Linked DNA regions of Mus musculus: region 1 is linked to region 2. The links are chromatin contacts, found by Hi-C or POLR2A ChIA-PET in ENCODE. All regions are on one chromosome and are shown on one strand. The core of a region is the stretch at or near the end of the contact, and the rest is flanking DNA. Distances in the headings are between cores, read along the strand shown. Region 1 overlaps Hepacam (hepatocyte cell adhesion molecule). Region 2 holds the start of Ccdc15 (coiled-coil domain containing 15).

The links. Hi-C counts contacts between places; a loop is a spot of excess contacts on that map. ChIA-PET counts read pairs that join two places held with the same protein, here RNA polymerase II (POLR2A).
Region 1: a map of heart shows a loop between it and region 2 (1.9-fold over the local background). The contact joins the enhancer-like site here to the promoter of Ccdc15 in region 2. A Hi-C loop is called at or near these places in 1 of 37 maps with a recorded cell type or tissue (heart). POLR2A ChIA-PET finds 5 or more read pairs at or near these places in 2 of 5 experiments (both embryonic stem cell).

What each region holds. Positions count from the first base shown.
Region 1 is chr9:37,382,096-37,387,001 of GRCm38, reverse strand. Hepacam (hepatocyte cell adhesion molecule) reads right to left here. Exons shown (of 7, transcript NM_175189.4): 4 at 4,547-4,646; 5 at 3,548-3,621; 6 at 3,078-3,148; 7 at 430-2,493. The coding sequence ends at 2,191. Among named protein-coding and RNA genes, the nearest start is that of Hepacam, 17 kb to the right of the region's middle. Within about 2 kb of position 2,226, at least 1 of the 3 ENCODE cell types and tissues checked has a DNase peak (open chromatin) inside an H3K27ac peak, as active enhancers do; it is heart, where a contact is called at or near this core.
Region 2 is chr9:37,346,753-37,351,866 of GRCm38, reverse strand. It overlaps Ccdc15 (coiled-coil domain containing 15), which reads left to right and starts at 3,510. Exons shown (of 16, transcript NM_001081429.2): 1 at 3,510-3,833; 2 at 3,944-4,129. The coding sequence starts at 3,950.

The sequences.
Region 1 (4,906 bases), core at 977-3,476, 36 kb before region 2:
TGTGTACTGCCCCAGCAAGGCTTTTGTACATGCTTCTCCTTCTCCTTGGAATGTGTCCTCCTATCCTTTTGTAACCCCTGATATATGTTCCCTGAGTACTTTAAATTGCATTATAATAATCTGTTCACTTACTCTCTTCCTCTGTGAAGATTGTTTTCTGAGTAAAAGTCACAGCATAATTACATCTTTATCCTGTGTCTGGGATATAGTCAATGGGACACAAATGAATGTTTGTCTAGTAACTAAGAGAACAAACACATGAATGAATGAGTGAGTGAGTGAATGAATGAATGAATGAATGAGAGTAATGGTTTGGGAATGACTGATTTGCAATATGGAAAGAAAGTTAAGGCAGTAAAGGAAGAAAAGAGATATCTTGTACATTCAGGTTGTTCATCTGTTCCTTTTGCTTATGTGGAAATAAAATTATTTCGTTTCATCAAAAGTTTATTGAGCATCCAGGTTGTGCTATGCACTCTGCTAGATGCTAAGTGAATACAAAGATGAAGATCAAAACAAAGCAAAACAAAATTAAAAAAACAAAAAACAAAAAAACCCCACTTCTTTACTTAATCCAAATTTAAGGCAAATTTGGCTTGAGTCTGAGAAGCCAGCCCGGCCGGGATTCAGCACCAGGGTGTGGCATGCTCTCATCTCACCCTACCCCTCACCCCTGTATCTCAAGGCTGAGCAACAGGTAGTCTTCCAAGTCTTGCTTCTCCTAACCTGCCTGCACTATCGCCTACAAGTACTATTTTATGGTGGATGAGGCACCTGGGGAGGTTAGTGGATTGTGGGTTCTGGCTAAGTAAGGAGAGCTGCAGACACACCTGCCACGTGAGCAGGTAGAAGGCCATCAGGATGGGGGGACTGAGAGTCATGCTGGTGGGGTGAGGGGACACAGGCAAACCAGAAATCTTGGTGCCTGCAGGGCCGGGGTGAAGTGTGTTCTGGTGTGGAGGTGATGGATATGGGGTCTTGGAAGTTGTTCATGAGATGATGCAGAAGAAAAGATGAAGTTGTACGAGTCGAGGAGGGACAAGAGATTCAAGGGTCCCTGGGGACATTAGGGGAGAGAGGACAGAACCCACCCACCCCCACCCCCCGCCCCGGGTCTTCTTGTCTTTCATCTATTCATGTGCTGTTTTTACAGCTCTGTCCACTGTCCTGGGTTCTGAGCATCTAGGACCACGGCAGGTGGAAAGCAGGAGGCGAGGGGGTTGGCCATCTTGCTTTGACATGTTGGGGCATGTTAAGCTTCTTTCTCTTTCCACGTTTCTCTGGAGAGTGGAATCTTATTTTTTTCTTACAGCTCAAGGAAGCTTCTCAGCCTTCCTGGGGATGATTGAAAGCTTGTTTTGTAAAATAACAGTCAGGAAGAAGAGCATGAATGGTTAAAACCAGGTCCTTGTCAGGGGCAGTTTGCTGGGTCGTCGGTGAGTGGCCACACCAGTCTCTATAGGAACAAGCCTACCCACATTCTCATGAACGCAAACTGGAAGGAAGACCAGTATGACACACTTTTGGGGAGGCCACTGGAGGCCTGATAGCTTGTCCTGGCCTAGCCCCAAGTTCCCAGGGTCTTAGGAATGCACCTGGGGTTCACTCTTATCACCTGGAAAGATGGGGAAGCAGATGTCCAGAAAAGGTCCTTAAGACGACATCTTTGTAATCAGAACAGGCCCTGTGTACCCAGGAACCAGCATCAGACTTGTCTTTAGTTTTAGGACAATGTGTGTTCGGGGGTAAGTGGCCTCTAAATTGGGCTGGGGGGGGGGCTACCACAGACTTTAGGGGTTAGAGGCATGTGGGATTGGGAGGTGGATGGGAAGTATAAACACTGCCAGGGGGCGCATAGGATCGTCTCACTGGGTAAAATTACTGTTAGTTTCCATAAAATCCTTTAGGGGATTGGGCCAGAAATTTAATAATCTATGTAGTCCTAAGAGGGCACAGCTCATACCCACTGAGAACACAGCCAGAGAACACAGCCAGTAAACCCAGCGCACATGCAACCGGGTTTAACACCAAGATCAGCCATTTGTGCAAACTCACACGCGTGTGCACCCTAAACGGGGATCAGGCCACGATCTCCTTTCACTCCTGGCCAGAGGCATCAGGACTTCTCAGCCTCCCCCCCCAGCCGCGGACAGCAGACCGTGGGCAACCGCAGAGGGCTCTCGAGGAGGCTCAGGCACTGATCTCCACCTGCCCTGACTCGTCCTGCTCCCGGATTCTCTGCACGCCTGCAGTCCGCAGTGAGCGCGAAGAGCTGCGCGAGCGGCCTGGCGAGCTCGGGGCCCGCGGTGGCGACGTGTGCGTCCGGCCAGTGGCAGGGGAACGTGCTGGGGAGCGCGGGTAGCGGCGGGCTGAGCGGATGGGAAGCCCCGGAGAGCGGCCGGGCACGGGCGGCGACACGGAGTAGCCAGGGGGACCGGGTTCTGTGGTGCTCCGTGGCTCTGTAGCAGGGTTTTCATCTGGCTCTGAGGAATCCTGCAAACACAGGCGACGCAAGGATCAGTTGTCCCCTGAACCCAATCTGGGAGCTCTTTGTTTTAGGGACTGGGACTAAAGAGGCACGCACAGGTTGTGTGTGTAGTGTGTCTCTCGGGAGTTTCCAGCCACACCCGCCACGTCCACTAGACGGCAGACGGCAGACGACACCTTGTGGCCCAGACATGTGGCAGGTACTCAGTAAATGTTAACATGATTCAGAGCCTCGTCTATCCTCTTAAAGTTCTGTCAAGTAGGTCTATTGCATGTGAGCAGAGAAGAGTGGAAGGGCTCTGGCGACCACCAAATAGGTCTTTTGAATAGCCTGGACATGGTGGGAGCTAGGGTGGTCCATGAGATTGTACGGTGACCGTCACTTGTATTGTGATGGGCAGGTCTGCCACTCATTTGCTTGTTTAGCCCTTCACACGTTGTTTTGTCTCTCTGTCTCATTTTCCAATTTCTTAAGTGGGGATTTTTGAAAATACTGCAGAAATACAAAGATTTCTGCAAACATTGCAAAGGAATGGCCACGTCACACGCTCCCTAGCATGCTGTAGGTTCTCATTGACCGAGTAGCTTACCTTATCCTTCAGGATATAGAGTGCCATTGGGTTCTTCCGCTCCTGTTCTCCACTTCGGGGTAGGGTATCTGCTGCATAGGGAAAGAATAGGGAGTCTGGTCCACGGACAGATCTTCTACATCAGTGGTTTTCAACCTTTCTAATGTTGTAACCCTTAAATGCAGTTCCTTATGTTGTGATGACCCCCAACCATAAAATTATTTTTTGTTGCTATTTCATACCTGTAATTTTGCTATTGTTACGAATCGTAAATATCTGTTTTGTAACGATCTTTGAGAAAAGGTCATTCTACCCCAAGAGGGTCATGGCCCACAGGTTGAGAACCACTGCTCTACACCATCCAGCACCTATATTCTGTACCTGCACCCTCTTGACTCTGATAATTCCTCATCGCCCTCTTTTCCTTTTCCCAGGAGGTCTCTCTGATGTGAATGCTGATGGGCTGGGTCCACGGGTAGCTGGGAGCTTACCTTCTGATTTTAGGCGGTCATCATTCTGATCCATGTATTCCAAGGAGTTTTGCTTCTCCAACTTCCTCTTCTTCCTGCAAATCAAACCAGCCCCCCGCCGAGAACAGAGCTATTGACCACAGGACATCTAAGCAATGGACACAGAAAGGGTTCTAATGCCCACAGAAGAAGCCTTGTGATGAGAAGATGGCAAGGAATGGTAGTCTTTGGAATGAGGCACATCTACGTTTGCATGTTAAAACTGTTGTTAGCATTGTGACCATAGGTAGGCTGTTCATTCAGTGTGAGTTTCAGAATTTTCCCCCTTGTAAACTGTAGGTTCTTTGTCTTAAAAGGCAGCACAGTAACCCAGCTAGCTGTCAAACCCAAGGAGAAATCACCATCAACCATGGCAGGGTGGTCAGAGGTAACTGAGCACAGACGCAACTCCAAATACAATGGAAAAATACACTAGGAGGAAAAAATTCAAAGAGCAGAGAATAGAATTGGGAGCTGGGGTGGAGGGATAGCCCATTTGGTAAAGTGACTGCCTTATACACATGAGGGCTTGAGTTAGTCCTAAGAATCCATTTAAAAAAGATAGCTGTAGTCGAATACAGTTGTAACCCCAGGACTGAGAAAGCAAAGGCAGGCAGAAGAATAATACCAAAAGTGTACCTCTGGATCCACACACATGTGCATCCATACATACCCATGCCAATACCAACACGTACCCATACTCATACCTATACACACACACACACACACACACACGGGAGAGAGACCGAGACAGAGAGAGACAGAGAGAAAGACACACAGAGAGAGACAGAGACAGAGACAGAGAGAGAGAGAGAGAGAGAGAGAGAGAGAGAGAGAGAGCACTTGGGAAATAAGGATAAGGCTCAGTAGTAGAATGTGACACCAGATTCAATGCTAAAAACATTCAATAGCTCAATTAACATTAAACTTGGGTCTGAAATAGACTGAAGAAAAACTAAGGTGTAGAAGTTGACTAGTTACCTAGACTTTTTTGAGGGTTTCCAGCAGGCACAAACTGTCACCAGGGTCACAAGGAGGAAGATGCCTCCTGTAGACAAGATGATATAGAGGGAGCTTCTTCCTGAGGAGAGAGAGGCAGAGCGGTAGGGGCACTTTGAGGAGGGGAGCAGGTATGGTGAGTAGAATATTAGCAGGGGAGGGAAGAGAAAAGATCCCAGGCAGCATGGATAGGCAATAGCAGAGCTCACCTGGAGCCTGCCTCCTACGTGTGGCTGTCTTCCAAGCACTTTTAGCCCAACTCTACCCCTGTCTCACTCCCTCTAGACCAGCGGTTCTCAACCTGTGGGTTGCAATCCTCCCCCGCCCAGGGGTGTGTTTGTG
Region 2 (5,114 bases), core at 2,261-4,760:
GAGAACCATTCTAGTTCTTCTAGTTAGAAAGGTTACCTTTGGAAATGGAGAGAGAGGAAGAATGACGGATAGCATTTTGGTCTGCTTTTAGGACATCAACCAAAACACTGGTTAGCTCTGGGTAACCCTGCCCAAACTTGGGGAAGAGGTTAACATGGGTATTACTCATCTGGCTGACTACAGGTTCTTAACACTTTGTTCCTCTAAGAGTTGGAATAGGAGGGTTTATTACTGTTACAGAGCTTCTCCTTGGCACAGGCTCTGAGGAATTAAATATAACCGAGTTTTCTATATTGCTACAACTATGGTTCAGTGAGTCACAAACAGGAGAGTAGTGACCAAAGAGCAAACTTCTCCCTGGTGTTCAACAAACAATTGGTTCTGTGTGAGGTGGACTGCTGCCAAGAACACAAAGACTTGGGGCTTTGTGCAGACAAGATCAGGGATTCCCAGTTGCAGAAAAAGGATTATTTAACTCTGTTGAGGGCTGCTCCAGGACCGGGACTCCACACTCTGCTGTCAGCAGAACTTGGTATTTTACACTTCTGAAGATGTACTTTTCTAAATCAACAGTTCTCTTACTAAACAACCAATCCCAGCCAGGTAGAATATAAGCTTTGTAGAAGAGGTTAGAAAATGAGCTGGATCTCTGATGTGAATTCTCTGGATTTATCAGTTCTTAGAAAACCTCTGGCCTAGCTTTTAATGGAAAATAAAGAATTTGAGGTAAATGTTTGGGGTGGGCAAGGAGCTACTTAGTAGCATCTTTCCCAAATTATGAGTGTGTGTGAGTGTGTATAACTTAATCTCTCTGTCCCCAAGAAGTGACTCTGTTCTGACCATTATCCACCTCAGTGGAGGCAGGATGGGTTTTTTTCTTGCTATTCCATACTATATTTAACCACACCTGGCTTTTTCTTAACATGGTCCTTAATATTAAATTTTGTATCATCTGACTATACCATTCACTGCTTTCCAACTTACATTCATCAATCAATCTCCAGATATTTTTTTTTTCTGAAATGCCTTAAAGATTGTTGTTCCTGACAATGAGTAACTTGTGTTTGTCATTTTTTTCAGCAATTTCAGACCTCCTGGACAATTTGTCCAATGCTCTCACCTTTCAGTTCATTGACTACAAATGGTCGCTTTGCCTGCATGCTTTTCACTATGTTTTGTTCACTATGTTTGTGTCTGGTGCTCACAGAAATGAGAAGAGGGTGCCAGATACCCTGGAAGACCCATTTTCTTATTTCCAGAGTTAGGGGGTCAGAGACTATGCCTAGACTACCCTAACAAGTTGGCTTTGGCCACATGTGCTTGATTAGCCAATTAAAAGTCACATGAATGAAAAGCAGAAATGATTTACTCACTATGGTCACAATGGGAAGAGGGACAAAGAGGTCCAACTTCCAGGGGTCCAAACATGAGGATAAAGTTTAAACAGAAGGCATAATTAAAGAATCCTGGCTAAGGTATGGTTACTGACCCATAATTGTTTCAGCTCCTATCTCCTGCAAGGTGGTCTGATAAGTTATTGGCATTCTGGGACATCTATTTCTGATTTCCAGGAAATAAGTTTCCTATATGGCTAGCACCAGACTTCAGCCTTTTCTTTCTCAAATCATGAGATTTTTTTTTGGGGGGGAGGGAGGTCATAGTGGGGCAATTGTTGTAGCCTCTTAACTAGCCTTTCCCCACTTATTTTTATTTGTCTAATTCTCAAGACAGCATATGGAATTTTTTTTAAAGAAAAAAATTGGTACTCATTAGCTCAGAGTTCTCTGATGGTGCTCCATCTCAACACATTATAGTACTCAACATGCTCTATGTTGAGTACTTGGCATGCTCATCTCCATTCTACCCCTTTCATCCTCTTCTAGTCAGCCTCCTTCACTTCTCCCAGTCAGTCAGTGCTCCCACATTAATGCTCATTCTCTACCCAGAAGACAGTGTGTGTGTGTGTGTTGTATGTGGGGGGTATATAGGTGCCTAGGGAGGCAAAAAGAGGACACTGGATCCACGGAGCTGGAGTTATAGGAGAGTGTGAGCACGTGAGTGCTGGCATATGAACTTTAGTCCTCTGGAAGAGCAGGAAGCAGTCTTAATTAACCATCTCTCCAGCTCCTACCTGGAATCATCCTATACCTGGGTATGATGTTTTGTGACTGTTATTCCAGCCCTTGGGAAGCTGAGGCAGGAGGAACCTGAACTACCTAGGAGATCCCATTAAAAGCTGTGAAACAATCAACTATATACCTAAAACCCTCCCTTGAAGAGTATAAAGGCTTGTTCTATGATCATATATAGTTTCTGTTTAAAAGTAGACTAGTTAAAAAAAGTTGGCAGGGTATATAGTTCTTGACCAGCATGTATGAAGCCCTGGGCTTAACTTCCAGTACTGAGTAAAATGAAATACAAACAAAACTCAAAGATCAACTTCAATTGCCCTAGTGATGTCTTCTCTGGAAATGTCCTATCAATGTCAGTGTAAATTCTCCAATGGATTTTAAATTCTCCAAACAAGGGATCTTTGTTCACTGGGAGTATCTGGAGTAACCAGAAAACATACTGATATATAAAATGCTTGCAATAAGGTATGTTGAAGTAAAGCAGGGTGACACGTGCCTGTAACGGCAGCCATTGGGAAGGCTAAGGCAGGAGGATTGCAAGTTCGAGGCCTGGGCTACACAGTGAGTTCAAGTCCAGCATGGGCAACTTAGTGAGACCCTAACTTAAAAGCAAAATTATTAAGGCAGCTAGGGTTTCCACTGCTGCACTTGCCTAGAATGCCAGAGGCCCTTGGTTCAACCCCCAGCACGAATATACACCTTGAGTAAAATGAGTGTATGTCTTTTGGGTTTAATGAAATATCCCAAGCATTGTTTGGAGTGAGTTGTGATGGTCACACACAAGAACATGTCAAAGGTAATCACGAAATAGCGTTGTAAACCTTAGGGGCTGCATAAAAGCGCAGTCTGGTTGATTGTTGGCTTGGTTTGCTTCTCAAGGATCCACTGGCAACATGTTCTTGCCCAGTGGTTCTCAACCTTCCTAATACTGCGACTCTTTAATACAGTTCCTTATGTTGTGGTGACCTACAACCATAAAATTTGGGTGCGACTTCATAACTGTAATTTTGCTCCTGCTATGAACTGTAATGTAAAATATCTCATTGCAGGATATCTGATATGCGACCCCCAGAGGTAGCGACCCTTAGGTTGAGAACTGCTCTGTCTATTCCCGAGATTTCCTCAGCGGTGAACGCTTACTCGCCTGTTCATCATGTCAGACCTCTCACTTCGAGATTTGAGAAGACTACAGCGCCAGTATCCAAAGAGAGGCCGAGTCTAAGCTCGCTGCCGGATTCAACAACCCGCTCTAGTCCTCCCCAACCAAAGGGCAGGAAGCGGAAGTGACGTAATCCCCGCGCTCGGATTCCCGCCTCCCCAGCCCAAGACGGGTGACAAATGCGGAAGAGGCAGGGCAGGCGTGGGCCCCGGGGTGGCAGTTTGCTGTTTGTCCTTTGCGTAGCAGCCCGCGGAGTTTGAGTCTGTGTGTGAGACGGACCGGATCGCGGCAGGCTCCAGGCTTCACAGGTCTCCTATCCAACTGTTGGAGCCTCACAGGACCCCGCTTTCCTGGCCGGGCTTCAGACGCCCCCCACCTCCTGTGCCCAGGCTTCTTAAGACCCCCGGCTCCTGCCCGGGCCTTAGACTCCCCTCCAGCCCCATGCCGTGGGCCGGCGCTTTTCCACCCGCGGTCATCTCAGACTCAAGCCCTGCCCTTAGCGCCCGCCTATGCTCACCTCTGGGCAGGCTTTCATCTCCCAAGTAAATCCTTGTTTTTTCGTCCTCTCATCTCCGTTCCTTCTAGAAAGTAATTTTTACGCCTTTCCCCCTTGTCTTAAGCCTTGTCCCTCTTTCTCTTTTCTTCTAACCAGAAGTCAATGCCAGGAGGTATGGCGCCCCTCAAGAAGCCTCGGAATCCCACAAAATTGCCCCTGGCTTTAAATCCCACGAAGAGCAAGGACGTTTTGGCAGTGCTGGCTGAGAGGAACCAGGCCATAATACCAGTTGGGGCTTGGGTGGAACCTGCCTCACCAAATTGGTCGGGAATTCCAGCACATGTGAGTGTCAGTTGACCCGGTTACTGTGATCGCTGCCAGCCCTTTTTATTAGCCTTCTCTAAATTTTTGGTACTTAAAGAAAGATGAACTGCTGGAGGATGCTGTTTCCATTCTGATACAGGTTATATTCTTGCGTCAAAATTATACAACAATGATGTGTTTTCCAAAACTTGCTTCATCTTTGGTTGACACAATCAAATATTAACTTAGTTCTTACTACATACCAGCAAGTAGGCTAGTTTACTTCACAAACATGGTTGTTTGCTGTGAATGGCATAGGTACTGTGTACAATTTCCCGACACTGTAACATAAGAAGAATGACAGTTGGTCACTCTTCAAATGTTAAGTAGTTGCTCAGAGTTTATAAGTTTTTAAATGCAGATCCAGGCAAAATGAAAATAAGAAAATAAAAGAAAGAGGTTAATCCTGATAGACTCTGAGGAAGTTGTAAATTCCACGGGGCCAAGGAACTTCTTGTTTATTTTTGTTTTTGGGGTAAACTAGGTCCTTAGGATGTAGTTGTTGAACGAATGAGGAACTATGGTCATTGTCTGTGAAGGAATAGAAATGCTGTACACTCAGGGTAGAAGCATTTCAGATGAAGAAATGCCCTTTCAAAAGTTTACACATGTAAATATTTGATTTAATTTAATTTAATTTTTGATTTAATTTAATTTAATTTAATTTAATGTAAATATTTGATTTATTTACACATGTAAATATTTGATATTTGATTGTAAATATTTGATGTAAATATTTGTTAGTATTTGCTAACAAATGAGAGTGGTTTTGCTAGTTTTTTTTGGCTTTATTTAGTATTTTTTCTTTCTTTTTTTAATTAATTAATTAATTAATTTATTTTTATTACATATTTTCCTCAATTACATTTCCAATGCTATCCCAAAAGTCCCCCATACCCTCCCCCCCTCTTTTTTTTTTTTTTTAAAGACTTATTATTTGTAAGTACACTGTGGCTGTCTTCAG